Linked DNA regions of Homo sapiens: regions 2 and 3 are each linked to region 1. Evidence: read pairs that join two places in POLR2A ChIA-PET (ENCODE). Cell type or tissue: B cell. All regions are shown on one strand. Links, peaks and the distances in the headings refer to the core of each region. The heading gives the core; the rest is flanking DNA. Region 1 overlaps NFAM1 (NFAT activating protein with ITAM motif 1). Region 2 overlaps RRP7A (ribosomal RNA processing 7 homolog A). Region 3 has its middle 34 kb from the start of TCF20.

The links. ChIA-PET counts read pairs that join two places held together with the same protein. Peaks named below come from ENCODE experiments on the same cell type or tissue, not always from the same donor. Only the 100,000 strongest peaks of a DNase experiment are listed, where the experiment ranks them.
Region 2: POLR2A ChIA-PET joins it to region 1 with 8 read pairs; 1 of 35 experiments calls an interaction of 5 or more read pairs at or near these places.
Region 3: POLR2A ChIA-PET joins it to region 1 with 7 read pairs; 2 of 35 experiments call an interaction of 5 or more read pairs at or near these places.

Annotation. Positions count from the first base shown.
Region 1 is chr22:42,393,873-42,399,996 of GRCh38, forward strand. NFAM1 (NFAT activating protein with ITAM motif 1) reads right to left here. Exons shown (of 6, transcript NM_145912.8): 4 at 3,986-4,084. Among named protein-coding and RNA genes, the nearest start is that of LINC01315, 28 kb to the left of the region's middle. RefSeq lists a silencer at 2,951-3,245. In B cell, for the core only: a CTCF peak has its summit at 3,147; DNase peaks (open chromatin) are centred at 3,149 and 3,619; H3K4me3 peaks cover 2,366 bases; H3K27ac peaks cover 2,279 bases.
Region 2 is chr22:42,507,791-42,512,790 of GRCh38, forward strand. RRP7A (ribosomal RNA processing 7 homolog A) reads right to left here. Exons shown (of 7, transcript NM_015703.5): 7 at 554-5,000. It also overlaps the pseudogene SERHL. Among named protein-coding and RNA genes, the nearest start is that of RRP7A, 9.5 kb to the right of the region's middle. RefSeq lists enhancers at 543-1,242, 1,243-1,941. In B cell, for the core only: a CTCF peak has its summit at 4,692; DNase peaks (open chromatin) are centred at 1,331, 1,961, 2,591 and 3,071.
Region 3 is chr22:42,301,340-42,307,463 of GRCh38, forward strand. It overlaps a transcript of TCF20 not described here. Among named protein-coding and RNA genes, the nearest start is that of TCF20, 34 kb to the left of the region's middle. RefSeq lists enhancers at 1-477, 1-48. In B cell, for the core only: no CTCF peak of the experiment used is centred there; no DNase peak of the experiment used is centred there; H3K27me3 peaks cover 979 bases.

The DNA of each region.
Region 1 (6,124 bases), core at 592-5,591:
TAATCCTTTTGAATTTTTTGAGACTTGCTTTATGGCTCAGTTTATATTCTGTGTGCACTTGAAAATAACACGTACCATGCCTGGTTGAATGAGTATTCCATATATGTCAATTAGGCCAAGTTTGTTGATCATGTTGATAAAATATTCCATATCCTTATTTTTATTTATTTATTTATTTTTGAGACGGAGTTTCGCTCTTGCTGCCCAGGCTGGAGTGCAATGGCGCAATCTTGGTTCACCGCAACCTCCGCCTCCCGGGTTCAAGCAATTCTCCTGCCTCAGCCTCCCGAGTAGCTGGGATTACAGGCATGTGCCACCATGCCCGGCTAATTTTTTTGTATTTTTAGTAGAGATGGGGTTTCTCCATGTTGGTCAGGCTGGTCTCAAACTCCCCACCTCAGGTGATCCACCAGCCTCTGCCTCCCAAAGTGCTGGGATTACAGGGGTAAGCCACTGCGCTCAGCCCTCCATGTCCTTATTGATCCTTATTAATTTAAAAAAAAATTTTAATGGGGTCTTGCTATGTTGCCAAGACTGTCTCAGACTCCTGGGCTCAAGCAATCCTCCTACCTCAGCCTCCTGAGTAGCTGGGATTATAGATGTGCGCCACCACATTACATTAAGCAAATCACATTTAAGTAACCAGTGAGGAAAGGAAGAATTCTCAATGGAAATTTTAAACTGAAAGATAATGAAAACATGACATATCAAAACTTGTGGGATGCAGCTAAAGCCATATCAAAGGGAAGTTCATACTGTAAGTGCACAAATTAGAAAAGAAGAAAGATAGGAAATTACTTAAGTATCCACCCAAAGAAGGAAGACTATATTTTAAAAAAAACCTTCCCCGGAGACTGGGAAACAAGACAAGGATACCTGCTATCACCACCTCTATTCACCATCATTGTATCAGAGGCCTCAGGCAGTGCAATAAAGTGGAAAAAAAATAAGGTATAAGGATTGGGCCGGGTGCGGTGGCTCACGCCTGTAATCCCAGCACTTTGAGAGGCCAAGGTGGGAGGATCACTTGAGCCCAGGAACTCAAAACCAGCCTGGGCAATATAGTGAGACCTTGTCTCTACAAAAAATTAAAAAACTCAAAACCAGCCTGGGCAATATAGTGAGACCTTGTCTCTACAAAAAATTAAAAAATTAGCCAAGTGCAGTGTCTCACACTCATAGTCCCAGCCACCCGGGAGGCTGAGGTGGGAAGATAGCTGGAGACCGGGAGGTGGAGGTTGAAGTAAGCCAAGATCACACCACTGCACTCCAGCCTGAGTGACAGAGAAAGACCCTGTCTCAAAAAAAAAAATAAAACAGGCCAAGCGTGGTGGCTCACGCCTGTAATCCCAGCACTTTAGGAGGCCGAGGCGGGTGGATCACCTGAAGTCAGGAGTTCGAGACCAGCCTGGCCAACATGGCAAAACCCCATTTCTACTAAAAATACAAAAAAATTAGCCAGGTATGGTGGTGGTCTCCTGTAATCCCAGCTACTCAGGAGGCTGAGACAGGAGAATCGCTTGAACAGGGGAGACAGAGGTTGAAGTGAGCTGAGATTGCACCGTTGCACTCCAGCCTGGGCGACAAAAGCAAGACTCTGTCTCAAAAAAAAATAATAATAAATATAAATAATAAAAATAAAATAAAATAATGAGGATTGGAAAGGAAAAAGTAAAACTTGCATTATTCATAGATGACATGACTGGGTTCGTAGAAAATCCAAAGGAAGGCCAGGCGCGGTGGCTCACACCTGTAATCCCAGCACTTTGGGAGGCTGAGGTGGGCGGACCACGAGGTCAGGAGATCGAGACCATCCTGGCTAACATGGTGAAACCCCGTCTCTACTAAAAATACAAAAAAATTAGCCGGGCGCAGTGGCGGGCACCTGTAGTCCCAGCTACTTGGGAGGCTGAGGCAAGAGAATGGCATGAACCTGGGAGGCAGAGCTTGCAGTGAGCCAAGATCGTGCCACTGCACTCCAGCCTGGGCGACAGAGCGAGACTCTGCTCAAAAAAAAAAAAAAAAGAAAGAAAAGAAGAAAAGTAAAGAAAGTGAAAATGGGGACAAAACCTTTACCCTAAAACCTTATCAAGAGGATTGATAAAATATAACAGGTGTAAAGTCCTGCCATGATCCCTGGCACATAGTAGGTACACAACAAATGGCTCTTGATACCATCATCGTTGTGACTGTCACTCTTCTCCGCCCAGGCCCAATCCCAGTTGGTAGACCCTTATGTCAAGGGCTTGGCAAAGTTCTATGACCTCTACTCTCCAAGCTGGCCTGCAACTCTGCAGGCAGTTAGGTCTGTTCACCTCACTCCAGAGAAGTCGGCCTGCATCCTAGAGGCTGTGAAACCCAGGCAAAAAGAAGCTCTGCTCAAAAGAGCTCTTCCGTTAAACATAATCTCATAGAAAGATATTTATTCACGTGGAAAGATGTTCATGAAAAAAATAGCTGTATTGCTCCAATTAAAAAAGAAGTATGTGTGAGTGCGTATGGGTTTCTTTGTATATATTTATAGAAAAAATACTGGAAAATATATTAGTCAATGTTCTTAGTATTTATCCTGGAAGAAGATGGGATTAGGATGCTGGTTATTTTCTTCTTTTATATATATATATATATATCTCACATATGTGTATGCTGGGGGAGAGGGAAAGTGAGAGTGAGAGGGAGAGAGAGAAATATTTTCATCTAACAGTTGACACCAGAATCCCTGGTAGGGAAAATACCACTATGAGATGCTGGGAGACAGGAGAGAGTATGAGGAAGTCTCCGGCCACGTGCAAAACCGTGGCTGACAGAAACTCCCCAGGATGGGGAAGCTGAAAGCCCTTTGAGAACCATCACATTCCACTTGGAACTGTTGGCACTGCCCCACAGGGACATTTCCTTGGCCTCGCTGCCACCCGCCCCATCCTCAGCAGACAAGGCTGTATCCTGGGCGTCCTCTGTGTGGTGTTCTGTGGCGTTATTAGGGTGAGTCAATGTTGTGGGAACAGAAACGACAGCACGTACGAGCAGAACCCAAGCACCATCGCAGCCAGGGGGCGTGCACCTGGGGGGCGTGCACCTGGGGAGCGTGCACCTGGGAACCTGCAGGGCCCCAGAAGGGCTGTGTGCCTTCCAGGCGTGGAGTGGGGAGCCCACCTGGCGGTGCCAGATCTCACGAGATGGGGACCCCAGCTGGCACTGGGTGGCATTTCTTCTTCCCTTGCTCTACTTGGAGCATATGTTGTTCGTGGAGCCGAAAGGAACGTAGCAAAAAGAGTGTTCCCAGCCCTCCCCGGCCCCAGCCGCTGGGCAGAGGGCTGCATGCTGGCTGGCTGGCCAGGCTGGGGCAGCCTGGCCTCCTCGGCCCCTACGCTGCACCCACCTTCCACTTCCTGGAGATGCACCCACATCTCCAGGAAAATTGTTTCAGAAAATGCCTACAACACAGCAGAGAGTGGAACAAACAGGGTCCCAACGCATGTCTGCGCTGTGATTGTGACCATGTAAGATAATATCTGCATGTGCCAGGAGGGGAGAGAGCAAATCATTACAAATCACTGATGTGTTAAGGGCGTGGGATGGCGCCTGACCTCTTCCTCTTTTTGTGATTTTTGTTGTTTATACAATAAAAACAGGAGGAAGTGGTAAGAGCTGTTTGGTCAGATGAAGGAGCTTTCTTCATTCTTCGCCAACTTGTGCCGTCACTACCCCTTGTCCCAGAATGAGGATCCATGCCAAGGAGGGGAACAGGGCATGGGGGGCACCTGACATTCGTATGCCTTCCAGGAGCCCTGCACGTGTCATCTCTTTTCAGCTTCAGAGAAATTCCATGAGGTAAGAATTGTTATCCCCATTTTATAGATGAGGAACTTGAGGCTAGGAGAGTCCACACAGCTGGTACAAGACTGAGCCAGACAGACCCTGGTACAAGACAGACTCTGCCTAAGGCCTGAAAGAGGTGGAGGGAGCCGGGGGCCCCGGGACTCACTGTGTAGACAGATTCTGAAGGATGCTGCTTGGGGCTGCTGGCAGATCTTGGATCTGGGCACTTCCTGGTGGGGTCCTTCCCTGGACCCCGCATCCGCTTCTGTAGGGAGAAAGGAGTCAGGGCCAGGGATGAGTGGCTCTCGTCTTCCTCCCCGCACAGACCCCCCAGGGGAAAGGATGGCAGATTGTCATGAGGTCACACAGAGATTCATCACTCAGTCCCTCCCACTCACCCTCTCCAGGGAAACATGGCAAATGCCTACAAGACCTGCATCAAGCCATTCCTGCACCTGGAGACACAGGAAATGGAAAAGGCCCACACGAGGTGATGTCCCTGGACAGAGCACCTGGCTGGTAGGGACCCAAGCTACTGGGACCAGTGCCAGTGGGGCAGGGCCCCAGGGACCGAGCCAGCAGCCATGGGTGGGCCCCTAGTGGTGCCAGCCAGGTCCAGTGTCCAGTCTTCCTCTGCTGTCACTGGCTCTGGCCTCGAGCGAGCCAGTTCCCCTCTGGGCCTTGGTTTTATTTATTATTATTATTATTATTATTATTATTATTATTATTATTATTATTTGAGATGGAGTCTCACTCTGTTGCCCAGGCTGGGGTGCAATGGTGCAATCTCAGCTTACTGCAACCTCTGCCTCCCGGGTTCAAGCGATTCTCCCGCCTCAGCCTCCTGAGCAGCTGGGACTACGGGCATGTGTGCCACCACGCCCGGCTAATTTTGTATTTTTAGTAGAGATGAGGTGTCACCATGTTGGACAGGCTGGTCTCGAACTCCTGACCTCAGGTGATCCACCGCCTTGGCGTCCCAAAATGCTGGGATTACAGGTGTGAGCCACTGCACCCGGCCATGGGTCTTGGTTTCTTCAGCAATAACCCTCTTTTGTGAGACTGATGCAAAGTTACAATGAGGGCACAAGGAGTAGGTGCCTGGTGCTTAGGAGGTGCTGCTTAGAAGGCCCTTGCTCAACCAACACACACTTGATAGCACTGGCAAGCCAGGCAGTGTGAGGAGGTGGGCACCGTCCCTACCCTCCTGGAGTTTAGGGACCAGTGAAGAGATGGAGGATGAACCAGTGGTTTTGCCGAAACATGGTATGTGGGTTGATTGCCAGGCACAGAGCCTCTGGCACATGAGGAGGAAACCAATGCCCCACTGGGCAGAAGCGATATTGAAGGTGAAATCCTGAGGGCAAGAAGTTCATTTAGCAAAAGAGGGAGGAGGGAGCCTCAGGTAGAGGGAACAGCAGGTGCCAAGGCCTGGAGGTCTGGAGGCACGTGGAGAAGGTCAGCATAGGCCAGGCACGGTGGCTCATGCCTGTAATCCCAGCACTTTGGGACTCGGAGGCCGAGTCGGGTGGATCACCTGAGATCAGGAGTTTGAGACCAGCCTGGCCAACATGGCAACACCCCATCTCTACTAAAAATATAAAAACTAGCTGGGCATGGTTGTGGGCGCCTGTAATCCCAGCTACTCGGGAGGGTGAGGCAGGAGAATCGCTTGAACCCAGGGGGCGGAGGTTGCAGTAAATCGAGATCACACCATTGCACTCCAGCCTGGGAGACAGAGCGAGATCCCATCTCAAAAAAAAAAAAAAAAAGAAAGAAAGAAAAAAAGAGAGAGAGAGAGAAGGTCAGTGTGTGGCCCGAGAGAGGAGCCTGCCTGGGAGGGGCAGGCGTGGCGTGGCCGTGCTGGCTGCATGAAGAGCATAGGAAACATCTGAGGGCTCGAAGTGGGAGCGCCAGGGTCAGAGCTGTGCTGGAGAAAGCTCCCGCTGGTCACAGTGGAGGCTGGGCCGGGCCTGCTGGGAAGGTGAAGGCTGGGGAGTCACGAGGCGGTACAGGCAGCCCTCTGGAGGCAGAGGGAGGTGGCCTGGACATCCCCCCTCATTGCAGGCACCACACGGCCACTGCTGACAGTGGAGCCACAACTGCCTCATCTCAGGGCAGAAGCTAATTAAAAACCCTGGCCTCCTGCCAAACCCCAGCCCATTTACTGCGGGATTAGCTGCTGAGAGCTACTTAACTCGCAGGCAGAAGCCGGCGCCACCCCCAGTCACAGCACATAATGGCTCAGAGCATGGAGCCAGGTAGGGTTCTCAACACCTGACCTGCCTTCTCTCACGCGCCCTCC
Region 2 (5,000 bases), core at 1-5,000, 110 kb after region 1:
TCGTGGTGGGAGTTTATTGCCAGATCCTAGTCAATCTGACTTTTGGAGATGCCCCTTTCCCTGTCCTTAGGGACCATGTCTTATGTGACCTGATCTGTAGTGGGATCTGTGATCACCCATAATGCTGGAAGGAGGAGGCTTCCCAGGGATGGAAAGACTTCGTTAGGACATAAACTAAATTGCAGAAGATACACATTCCAAGATGGGGCTGGCCCAAAATTCTTTTTTTTTATTTTTATTTTTTAAATTTCTGGCCAGGTGCAGTGGCTCACGCCTGTAATCCCAGCACTTTAGGAGGCCGAGGCAGGCAGATCACTTGAGGCCAGGAGTTAAAGACCAGCCTGGCCAACATGGTGAAACCCTGTCTCTACCAAAAAATACAAAAATTAGCCGGGAGTGGTGACACACACCTGTAGTCCCAGCCACTTGGGAGGCTGAGGCAGGAGAATCGCTTGAACCCGGGAGGCGGAGGTTGCGGTAAGCTGAGATCACGCCATTGCACTCCAGCCTGGGCAACAAGAGCAAAAAAAAAAAAAAAAAAAGGTTCTATAAATTCTTCTCATATTTTTATTTAACATCCACAATGTGATTTAAGATGTAATCAACATAAAGCTTGATTGCATTATTTTGCATGCTGTTTTCCAAATCCAGCTTCGTGTCACACCTACAGCACATCTCACTCAAGCTGGCCACATCCCCGCCATCCAGACGTAAAACAGTCACAAGACAGGGCAGGCAGGGCCGCGGAGGAGGCTGGCTGGGGCCATCACGGAGTGCCCATCCTGCACTGTGGTCCCAGCAAGTTTCTTTCTCCTGGCAAGAAGCCTGTCCCAGGCTGGCAGGGGACAGCGTGAGGTGCAGCCTATGGACTGGGAAAGGGGTGTGGAAGGGCCACACCTAAGTCCTAAAATCCAGGCCCAAAAGTGGCCCAACTCACTTCTCTGACTTTAATCACACAGCCATACCTGGTGGCAAAGGAGTATTGGAAATGGAGTCAGGCTGGGTAGCCACGAGCCCAGGAAGAGGGGAGAACAGACTTGGAGAGGGCAGGAGTCTCTGGCCACCAGGGGCTAAAGAGCCTTCGATGAGGCAGTGATGTGGGGTCCTGGGCTCAGACCCAGGGTGGGTGGCTAAGGTGCCCTCGCCAGGGCTTAGCCACCCCAACAGAGATGGGTTTCGTGCCCACGAGAGTGCCTGTGCCTTGTGACGAGAATTCACCATGTTTTTGTCTCTGCAGGCAGAGAACAGCATTGACTTCGTCAGCAGGGAGCTGTGTGCGCATTCCATCAGGAAGCTGCAGGCCCATGTCCTGTTGATCAAGTGAGTCTGGACCCATCCCCTTCAGTCACCCCCCAAGGAGACATGGGCGCCAGGAATCTCTGGGAGGGGGCCCTGGCATGAGGCTCCAAGTTCTCTGCGTGTCGACCACATCGCTAAGACTCAAGATCTTTTTTGGGAAGCCCCCCTGGCAGCAGGGTCATGGAAGGAGGAAGGTCAGAGGAGGGGAGGGCTCAGGCAGCAGGGGATGGGCCGGGGCTGTCCCATGCCTTTCCACAGGTGTCAGCGGGGGGCATGCCCAGGTAAGGCTCCATAACCAGTGAGCCCAGTCTCGACTCACTGCAACCTCTGCCTCCTGGATTCAAACGATTCTCCTGCCTCAGCCTCCCGAGTAGCTGGGACTACAGGCGCCCGCCACCACGCCTGGCTTATTTTTGTATTTTTAGTAGAGACGAGGTTTCGCCATGTTGGCCAGGCTGCTCTCCATCTCCTGACCTCATGATCCGCCTGCCTCGGCCTCCCAGTGTTGGGATTACAGGCGAGAGCCACCGTGCGTGGCCCACCATAGACGATTTTTAAGCCATAAAAAGAAACGAAGCACTGACATGGGCTCCAGCATGGATGAGCCTTGAAAACATCGCACTAAGTGGATGAAGTCAGACACAACCGTCTACGTGTTGTATGGCTGCATTCACGTTCAAGTCCAAATAGGACACACGGCAGAGACAAAGCCAGGTCATGGTTGCTCAGGACCGGAAGCCTGTTGGGGGTGGGGGGGTGGGGTGTGTGTGTGTGTGTGTAAGCTCAGAGGTTTGCGATTTCTTTGGGGGTGATGAAAATGTAATTGTGACGATGGTCTCACAACTCAATGTATTAAAAACCACGGGATTGTAGACTTTTTTTTTTTTTTTTTTGAGATGGAGTCTGGCTCTGTCGCCCAGGCTGGAGTGTAGTGGTGCAATCTCAGCTCACTGCAAGGTCCGCCTCCCGGGTTCACGCCATTCTCCTGCCTCAGCCTCCGGAGTAGCTGGGACTACAGGCACCCACCACCAAGCCCGGCTAATTTTTGTATTTTTAGTACAGACAGGGTTTCACCATGTTAGCCAGGATGGTCTCATCTCCTGACCTCGTGATCCACCCGCCTCAGCCTCCCAAAGTGCTGGGATTACAGGCGTGAGCCACCATACCCGGCCAGGATTGTAGACTTTCAATGGGAGGATTGTGAAGACATAAATTCTCTCTCAGAGCAAGTGTGGGCTCCAGCGCCTGTTCAGATCCCAGCTCTGCTGTTCAGGGCTGACTGTGACCAAGTCCTGAACTCCCTGCGCCCCAGCAAGGCTGTGCCTTCAGCACTTGCTTGCGCCTGGCTTGTGCCAGCTGAGCGTGAGCTGAGATTAACTGAGCCTCAAATCCAACCCAGGGTCAAGGGACCCAGCTGTGGGAGTTGGGGTAGCCCAGGCTTTGGTTTCTCCTCAGAGGCCTGAACCCAGGGCAGGATGGGGGCACCGCTGGGAGGCGGTTCTAAGATGAACCCCAACAACCCCCAACTCCTCACTTTCCAGAGCAGTCCACGGATATTTTGATCCAAGAGAGAATTACTCTGACAAGGAGTCCCTGTCGTTCATGATAGACACAATGAAATCCACCCTCAAAGAGGTAAGGCGGGGCTCAGGCAGCTGGTGTCCAGCCACTGTCGCCCACTCTGGTCCCACCTCACCCATCTCTTCTCATGCACTGGGAAAGACCCCTGGTCTGCCCCCAGGCCCAACAAGTGACCACCAGGATCTATCAGGCCTCATGCTCCAGTGATCAGTCCCTAGAGGCCTGGGGACACATGTAATCAGAATTTAAGAAACAGAGACCTTTGGTGGGGAGGTTCTTTACCATCCTCAAGTACCCACCCCTCCTTCTTGGGGCCAGGCACAATTAGGTGACCCAACTGCCAGAGACAGTCCCACATTTTTTGAGAGACAGGGTCTCATTCTGTTGCTCAGGCTCAGTCATAGCTCACTGCAGCCTCAAACTCCTGGGCTCAAATGATCCTCCCACCTCAGCCACCTGAGTAGGTGGCACTACAGGCGCATGCCATCATGCCCAGCTAATAGTCACACTTTTTTTTTTTTTTTGAGATGGAGTCTCACTCTGTCGCTCAGGCTGGAGTGCAGTGGGAAGATCTCAGCTTACTGTAACCTCCACCTCCCGGGTTCAAGCGACTCTCGTGCCTCAGCCTCCTGAGTAGCTGGGATTACAGGCACCTGCCACCATGCCCAGCTAATTTTTATATTTTTAAGAGATGGGGGTTCACCATGTTGGCCAGGCTGGTCTCAAACTCCTGACCTCAGGCGATCCGCCCACCTTGGCCTCCCAAAGTGCTGGTTTTGCAGATGGGAGCCACCATGCCCAGCCTAGTCTCACTTTATAGGCTCCCAAACCACAGCAGAACACCTGGCTGCCTCATCCCTCTGCACCCATCACGCCAGTGGGCATGCTGGCTGTAGGTGGGGATGGCCTTTGCCCGGGTTCCTGGGAGCACCTGGTGTTTTATGGTCACCTACCCACTTACACCTGACCCTGGGGCCTCTGCAGTTTTCTTGGCGTTGTCACCACAAAAGGAAGAAGCCCACCTGTGGCTGGCTGGCTGGCCGCCAGGTCAGAGCCAAGGCAGGCAGGGCCTTCCTGTCTGGCTTCTTGAAGGCAGACACAAGTCTGCAGGCTGCTCACGTCATCTCATTATCTTTTCTCACGAGGACTACTTCGGATACAATCACAGCAACCCTGGCCTCGGCCCTGCCCTGTCCCTGCCATGCAACTTCACAACTCAGCTGGCCTAGACCCCTGGGAGGCCTCCAAGTCCCTAAGGTTAGACATCTCCTGGGGTGCTATGGACTGTCGGGGCTCCAAGGAGCCGAGTGTGGGGGAAACTCACTGTGGGAGGCGCTCCTGACCTGCAGGGAGCTGGAATGCTGTGGGAGGGCCCTGACCCCGGGGCCCATGGAGCTCCCTAGGCTCCTCTGGCCACATCTCACTACCCACCCCCTCCCCTCTCCAGCGGTTCCAGTTTGTGGAAGTCCCAGGCAATCACTGTGTCCACATGAGCGAACCCCAGCACGTGGCCAGTATCATCAGCTCCTTCTTACAGTGCACACACACGCTCCCAGCCCAGCTGTAGCTCTGGGCCTGGAACTATGAAGACCTAGTGCTCCCAGACTCAACACTGGGACTCTGAGTTCCTGAGCCCCACAACAAGGCCAGGGATGGTGGGGACAGGCCTCACTAGTCTTGAGGCCCAGCCTAGGATGGTAGTCAGGGGAAGGAGCGAGATTCCAACTTCAACATCTGTGACCTCAAGGGGGAGACAGAGTCTGGGTTCCAGGGCTGCTGTCTCCTGGCTAATAATCTCCAGCCAGCTGGAGGAAGGAAGGGCGGGCTGGGCCCACCTAGCCTTTCCCTGCTGCCCAACTGGATGGAAAATAAAAGGTTCTTGTATTCTCACTGCTTTTGAGGCTTTTTCGTTGCCAGCAAGGGCTTTTGCATTGAGGGAAAAGGAAGCACAGAACGGATTCATCCAGGGTCCTGGAGAGGAGGGTGTGGAGGCAAGAAGCAGGAAGGACAAGTCCTCCTCTCGGCACGCCTGGGTCCCCAGGACTGCTGAAGCACAAGACCCGAGGGGTGGCCTGGTCCTTCCCTCCTGGCCTGTGTGGACTCTGATGGGGCTGTTGGAC
Region 3 (6,124 bases), core at 578-5,577, 93 kb before region 1:
GAGCCAGACAGACAAGGCGTGCACCTTGGGGAGACAGACGTGACCACACAACCACCACCACAGGGTGAGGGGGCTATGGTGGGGGCTGGACTGGGTAAGGCACGTGGCCTGGTCCCTCCAAAGAGGAATCCACCTGCAAGGTGAGGACAGGAGGGGACACTGTTCCCAGCCAAGGAGGTGGCATGCACACAGGCCCAGAGGTGGAGAAAGCAGGGCTTCCTAAGTCAAAGTGATTCGACAGGCGGAGGTGTCTGCAAGAGCCATGCCAAAGGTGACAGAGCTCCCTGGCGTAGCTCCAGGGCAATGGAAACCTTTGGGAGGGGTCTGGGAGCAGCAAGGGAGGGAAGGTGGGAAGCAATGTTTGCAGGCTGGGGAGACCTGGCTGCGTCCCTTGGCTCCCTGAAGTCTGTCGTGGGGAACAGGGGACTCCCTTTCTCACTGCCAGCGGGCAAAACCCGAGCAGATGGGCAGCCATTCCCCTGGTAGATTTCAGTTCTCCGAGGAGGAGCACTCCAGTGCACAGCCGCTTGGCTGGACGGCCACGGGGGCTGGTGTGAGCAAGACTCAGGGCCGGCAGGCCTGGATTCCGGGCCCAGGGCTCGCAAGTACAGCTGGACGACCTCAGGCAGGTCCCTCAACCTAAGCCCCCAGAGGAAAGGCCTCTTGGAGGAGCTGGGAGAGAACCCCCTGATGGGTCTGCATGGCACAGACCCACCTCTTAGCCCAGAGCAAGAGCCGGCAAAGGAGGGACAGCTAATGGGACAGGAGGCAAAGGGGCCAGTCTGGGAGAGCTGAGGGGCCCCTCACTGGGCAGGTGCCTTGATGCTGCCTTAAGGGCACTATCGGGTGTTGAGTCCCCTTCTCCAGATGGGGAAACTGAGACCGGGGCTCCCACAACAGTCAGGACTGACACTAGATGGCACTCAGGCTGGTGGTGGCTGCAGCTGGGGGTCTCTAGGACAAAAGAGACGGTCTCTGTGGGGACCCATAGAGTGGGCAGCCTTCTCTCTCAATTCCAGCCATGGACAGCAAAGGGCGGGGGCTGAGCGTACAGAGGCAGCCTTGGTGGGGGAGGTGAGAGGCACGTTCCTCTACCCTCAAAGAGCTCCCACCCCACCCACTGGCCTCCAAGCCATGCAGGGAGGCCACTAGCCATGCCCCTTTCACAGAGGAAGAAACCAAGGCCAGGAGAGGAGGCTTTGCCAAGGTCACCAGCCAGTGGAAGGCAAAGACAGAGACCGGCCTCTTTCATCCCTGTCCTTGCTTGGTGGGATTCCTGGATGTCTCACATGGTGGGGCCAGGGCAGGGAGAAGGAGGAAAGAAAGAAGGAAGAACAGAAACAGGCACTGGCCATGACCCTGCCCTGCAGGACTTATCCAGAACCCCCCACCCACTACACTCAAATCACAGACCACCCAGCACCTCCCATCCTGTAGTTCCGGAACAATTTCTTTACCCAAATGTGTGCCCCACGCCTGGGTGCAACTTCAGGCTGGGACCCCGTCAGGTTCAACCAGAGCCTCCAGCCCTGGCACACGGCACGGGTTTAATAGATGCTGGGGTGACTATTCATGGAAACCACCACCACAGCCATTTATTGTTTTTTTGAGACAGAGCCTCGCTCTGTTGCCCAGGCTGGAGTGCAGTGGCACAATCTCCGCTCACTGCAACCTCCGCCTCCCGGGTTCAAGCAATCCTCCTGCCTCAGCCTCCCAGGTAGCTGGGATTACGGGTGCCCAACACAACGCTCGGATAATTTTTGTATTTTTAGTAGCGACGGGGTTTCACCATGTTGGCCAGGCTGGTCTCAAACTCCTGACCTCATGTGATCTACCTGCCTTGGCCTTCCAAAGTGCTGGGATTACAGGCGTGAGCCACCATGCCAGGCCAAGCAACCATCTACTGGATGTCCCCTTGTGCCAGGTTCTGCCATGCATCATCTTATTTAGTCTTCACCACGCGTACCGAGGAGCTGAGGGGTATCCACACTATCGTGCAGAGGAGACCGAGGCTCAGAGAGGTCCGGCTCAGGCCCTTGCCCCAGATCAGACAGAAACGGCTCATCCTAGTGGACACTCCGAGCGTTCGCTCGGTGCAGGGCAGGGATCCAGGCACTCTGCAGTCGAGCTCTGTAACCTGCACAACACCCCATGGGCAGCTATTACACCGTTTTCCAGCCGAGGGCATGAGTATGCAGAGAACTGAAGTAACTTGCCTGATAAGCACATGAACTGGGAATGGATTCTGGACTGTCTGGCCTCACCTTTAACTATCTCCTCCCATGATGGCCAGCCAGGTGAAGGAGCCACACTCCCACCCTCAGCTGTGCCCTGCCCACACATTCACCAGGGGACCCTTGCGGATTAGAGGAGATGGGTCTGCGGATGGCAGGGGAGTGCACTGCTTGGAAAACGCTCAGGCCAAAGGGAGGAGGAAGAGGACTGGGGGAGAAGAGGAAGCATAGAGGTGAGAGGAGGAGGGGCAGGGAGCTAGGGACAGGGAGGGAGGGAGAGGGGAATGTGGAGAGGAGGGGAGCGGGGAAAGAAAAGGGGGAGAGGGGAGAGAGAGAAGAGAGAATGGAGAAAGGGGAAGGGGAGGCAGGAGAAAGAGTGAAGAGGGGCCACTCTCTCCCAGGTGCCTGGCAGACCATACTCCAGTCTAGCTGTGCCCGGGAAGGTCTGCCCCACCCCCCTGCCGCAAGAACATCAAAGCTAGGTCCCAGCCAGCCCAAAGGTAGCGTCCTTTGAGGTTTGGCGGTGATGGGGCCATATTTCAGGCTGATATGAAGCAGGCTGTGCCCCACCCCCTCCCACTGGGAGATCCCCATCTGGGCTGTCTACTTAATACCCCATTAAGGGAGAAAATATACAGCCAGAAGCACCCCCGCCCCGCCTTAGCTGCCCGTTCCACGGAAAAGATCAAAGCTGTGCTAGATTCCCGCCTAGAAATTCCATAAATAGAGCACAGATTGGAGGAGAGGCAGGTAGAGCCCAACAGGGTGGTGAGCACAGGGAGGTGGGGAGGCTGGGCTGGATGCAGGAAGGGACTCCTGGACGCATGCTGGGGGTGTTGGGAGACAGCCCTGGGCAGCCAGCCCCACATCCCCCAGCCTTTCCCCGCAGAGCCCTCCCAACTCACTGAGAGGACTCAGCACCTTCCCCTGGGCTTACAAAGCCTGTTGCATGCTGCGTCCGTGCACTGCCGCGCAGAGATCCCCTTGCCTGGTCCTGGGAGGTACAGGGTAGCAAGTCTACGTCTGTTGTGCCAGGCAGGCACTCTGATGAACATCTAACTCTCACAGCAACCCTATGAGGTGGGCAGAATCATGTAATTCCATAGCTGGGGAAACCGAGGCAGAGAGGAGTGAAGTGACCTGCCCAGGGTGGTGAGAAGCTGCAAGTTTTAGCTTCCTGGTGTCCACTCCTCCATACTGAAGTGCTAGACTTATACTGGGGGAGGTCCCCACTTCAGGGGCGCTCTTGGTGGGATGTGAACCAGGTGTCAGTTGTACAGCTAAGGTCGGGCGCTGGGGCCTGTTCCAGGCTGAAGACTGGAGTCCCGTGACCTCCAGCTTAACCTGGCCCCAGTTTCTACCAGGGGCCCCGTACTCTTGGGGGTTTGTCTCTACAGCTTGTGCTCTTTCCAAACCAGGAAATAGGCTCAGAGATGCCCAGGGAATGCACAGCCTGTGGGGTGTTTGAGCACACAGCAGACCCTCTCCCTGGTCGCCCATGGGAGAGAGAAAGCAGGACCTGAACTAAATAACCCCCTGGAGCCCCTCCCCATGCAGTCGTACAGCACTGCAAACACAACCTGAGCAAATGTCAGACCCACGCTCCAGCTCCAGCACTGCCTCCTGGCCCCCAAGGCTGCTGGTAAGAATCAGTTCAAGAGCTGGCCCAATCCCCTAATTCATACTAGGCAGTGATTGACTACTTCCTATTAATGAGGACCAGCTCCCTGCCCCCCTCAGGGCATGGCACTGCCATCCACCTGGGGCCAGAAACATGGGGCCATCCCACCCCTTAACCCCCAGCATCCTTCTTGGTCCTCCTATGACTGCCTCCCAAACACTCCACACTTGCCACTCCATGGGTCTCTCTAAACTGCACATCTGACCAAGTCTCTCCCAGTCCCCAGGGGAGACCAGACCCCTGGCCCTGGACACCTGGCTCACCCCACCAGAACCTGCTGTGTTATCTCCCGAACAGCTGCTAAGTCAACATCTACAGGACAAATGGATGGATGAAGGTGCTGTTCCTGGAAATGCACTGTGCTGTTCCAGGATGGGGGACCACTTTCCCAGCCACCTCCCATTCGTCCTTCCAGACCCTGGCCTCCCCAGACTGCCTTCCCTGGTCTCCACACCCCTGGCCTGACAGTGGCCCCTGGATGGGTGTCATCATCAGTGTGCCACCTGCCTCCCCCGTGGCTGGGAGATCCCTGGACCTCCCACCCCAGATCTGGCCCTCCCCCACCCCATCTCCATCCTCATGCAGGCCTGGCCCTCAGATGCTCTCAAAGCTGGAGGGCAGGAAAAGCCCCTCAGGAGGGAGGCACTGGCAGCCGTGGAGGGCAGGGGTGCTCCTGGGGGCTCGGAGACCTCTGCTCCCTTCATGGTCCAGCAAAGGCTGGCATTGGCTGAGCCTCCTTGCCTCCCCCTCCCCACTGAGCAATCTCCCAGATCTGGTGAGGCTTGGTGAGCCCATCTGAACATGGGAAAAACCTCCTGCCTCTGCGAGGGGGCACCGCAGGCAGCGTGGACTGAGTGGCTGCTGCGGCCTCGCCACCCCCGCCTCAAGCTGAGCGCATGGCTAAGCCGGAGACGGAGCCGCTGTGCGCGCCGCTGCCAGCTCCCCGCCTCGCAGAAAGCCTCCATTTTGCAGGGAGAAATTAATGAAAGGCAGAAGCCTGGGAAATTAGGAGTTGCCACCTGCAATTCTCCTTCCAAGGAAAGTGGCGCGAGGGCTGATGAGGGCTGCAGCCGCCCTGCCAGGCTGGGCCAGCAGCTGAGGACCTCATCTGCCTGCCAGGAGCAGGTGGCAAGCAATGTGGGTGGGGGGTGCTGCTAGGGGACCCCCAGGCTCAGGCAGCCCTGCCCAGGGACTTCTAAACTGGGGAAGCCTCCAGGAGAAACTTCCTTTGCCCTCCATTACCTCTACTTGACAGGCAGGCAGTGGGCCTCCACTGTGCCCGTGGAACCCATGGCTCACAGGGCATCCATGGGCCCACCTCCTCCAGGCTGGTGGGAGAATTAGGGAAACAGCACTAATGGGGCTTCGTCTGAGCCTGGGGCTGTGCTGGGTGCCTTCGCCTCAGGAGCCCCCATGCCACTGGGATGGAGCTGCCGTAGGCATTTTACTGAGCAGGAAATGGAGGCTCAGGAGGGCAACACTTGTTGAAGTCTGAGAGGAGCGTCCAGGTTTGGTGGCTCACACCTGTAATCCCAGCACTTTGGGAGGCCAAGGTGGGCGGATCACCTGAGGTCAGGAGTTCGAGACCAGCCTGGACAACATGGTGAAACTCTGTCTCTACTAAAAATACAAAAATTAGCCAGGCATGGTGGCACGCTCCTGTAATCCCAGCTACTCGGGATGCTGAGGCACGAGAATCGCTTGACCCTGGGGAGCGGAGGTTGCAGTGACCCGAGATCATGCCACTGCACTCCACCCTGGGTGACAGAGCAAGACTCTGTCTTAAAAAAAAAAAAAAAAAAAAAAAAGACTGAGAGGAGGGGCAGCCAGGGCCGGGCACCAACCCGAGCCATCTGGTGGCAATGGTGGGCTCTGACGACAGCATGGGGTTGCCCCTGAGATGCACCAAGGGAGGCAGCAGCAGAGGACGCCGGCTGCAGTAGCTACAACCAGCATTTGACCAGCAGTGCACAGTGGTCAGGTCAGGGCCATTCTCTAAAAGCATCCTCGCCCCGGAATGTGAGGGTGGGACCTTGTCTGGTCACCAAGCAAGCCAAGTTCCTTCATTCCCTGCCTTCCATCTGCACTTAGGCCCAGAGTGGCGGACAGCTGGGAAGGGTGACTTTGGAGCCACTGCTCTGATTCCCCCTGCCCCGCCTACTCTGACTGGAGCTAGACTATTCCTTCCTTTCCAATAGCCCGCTGATCC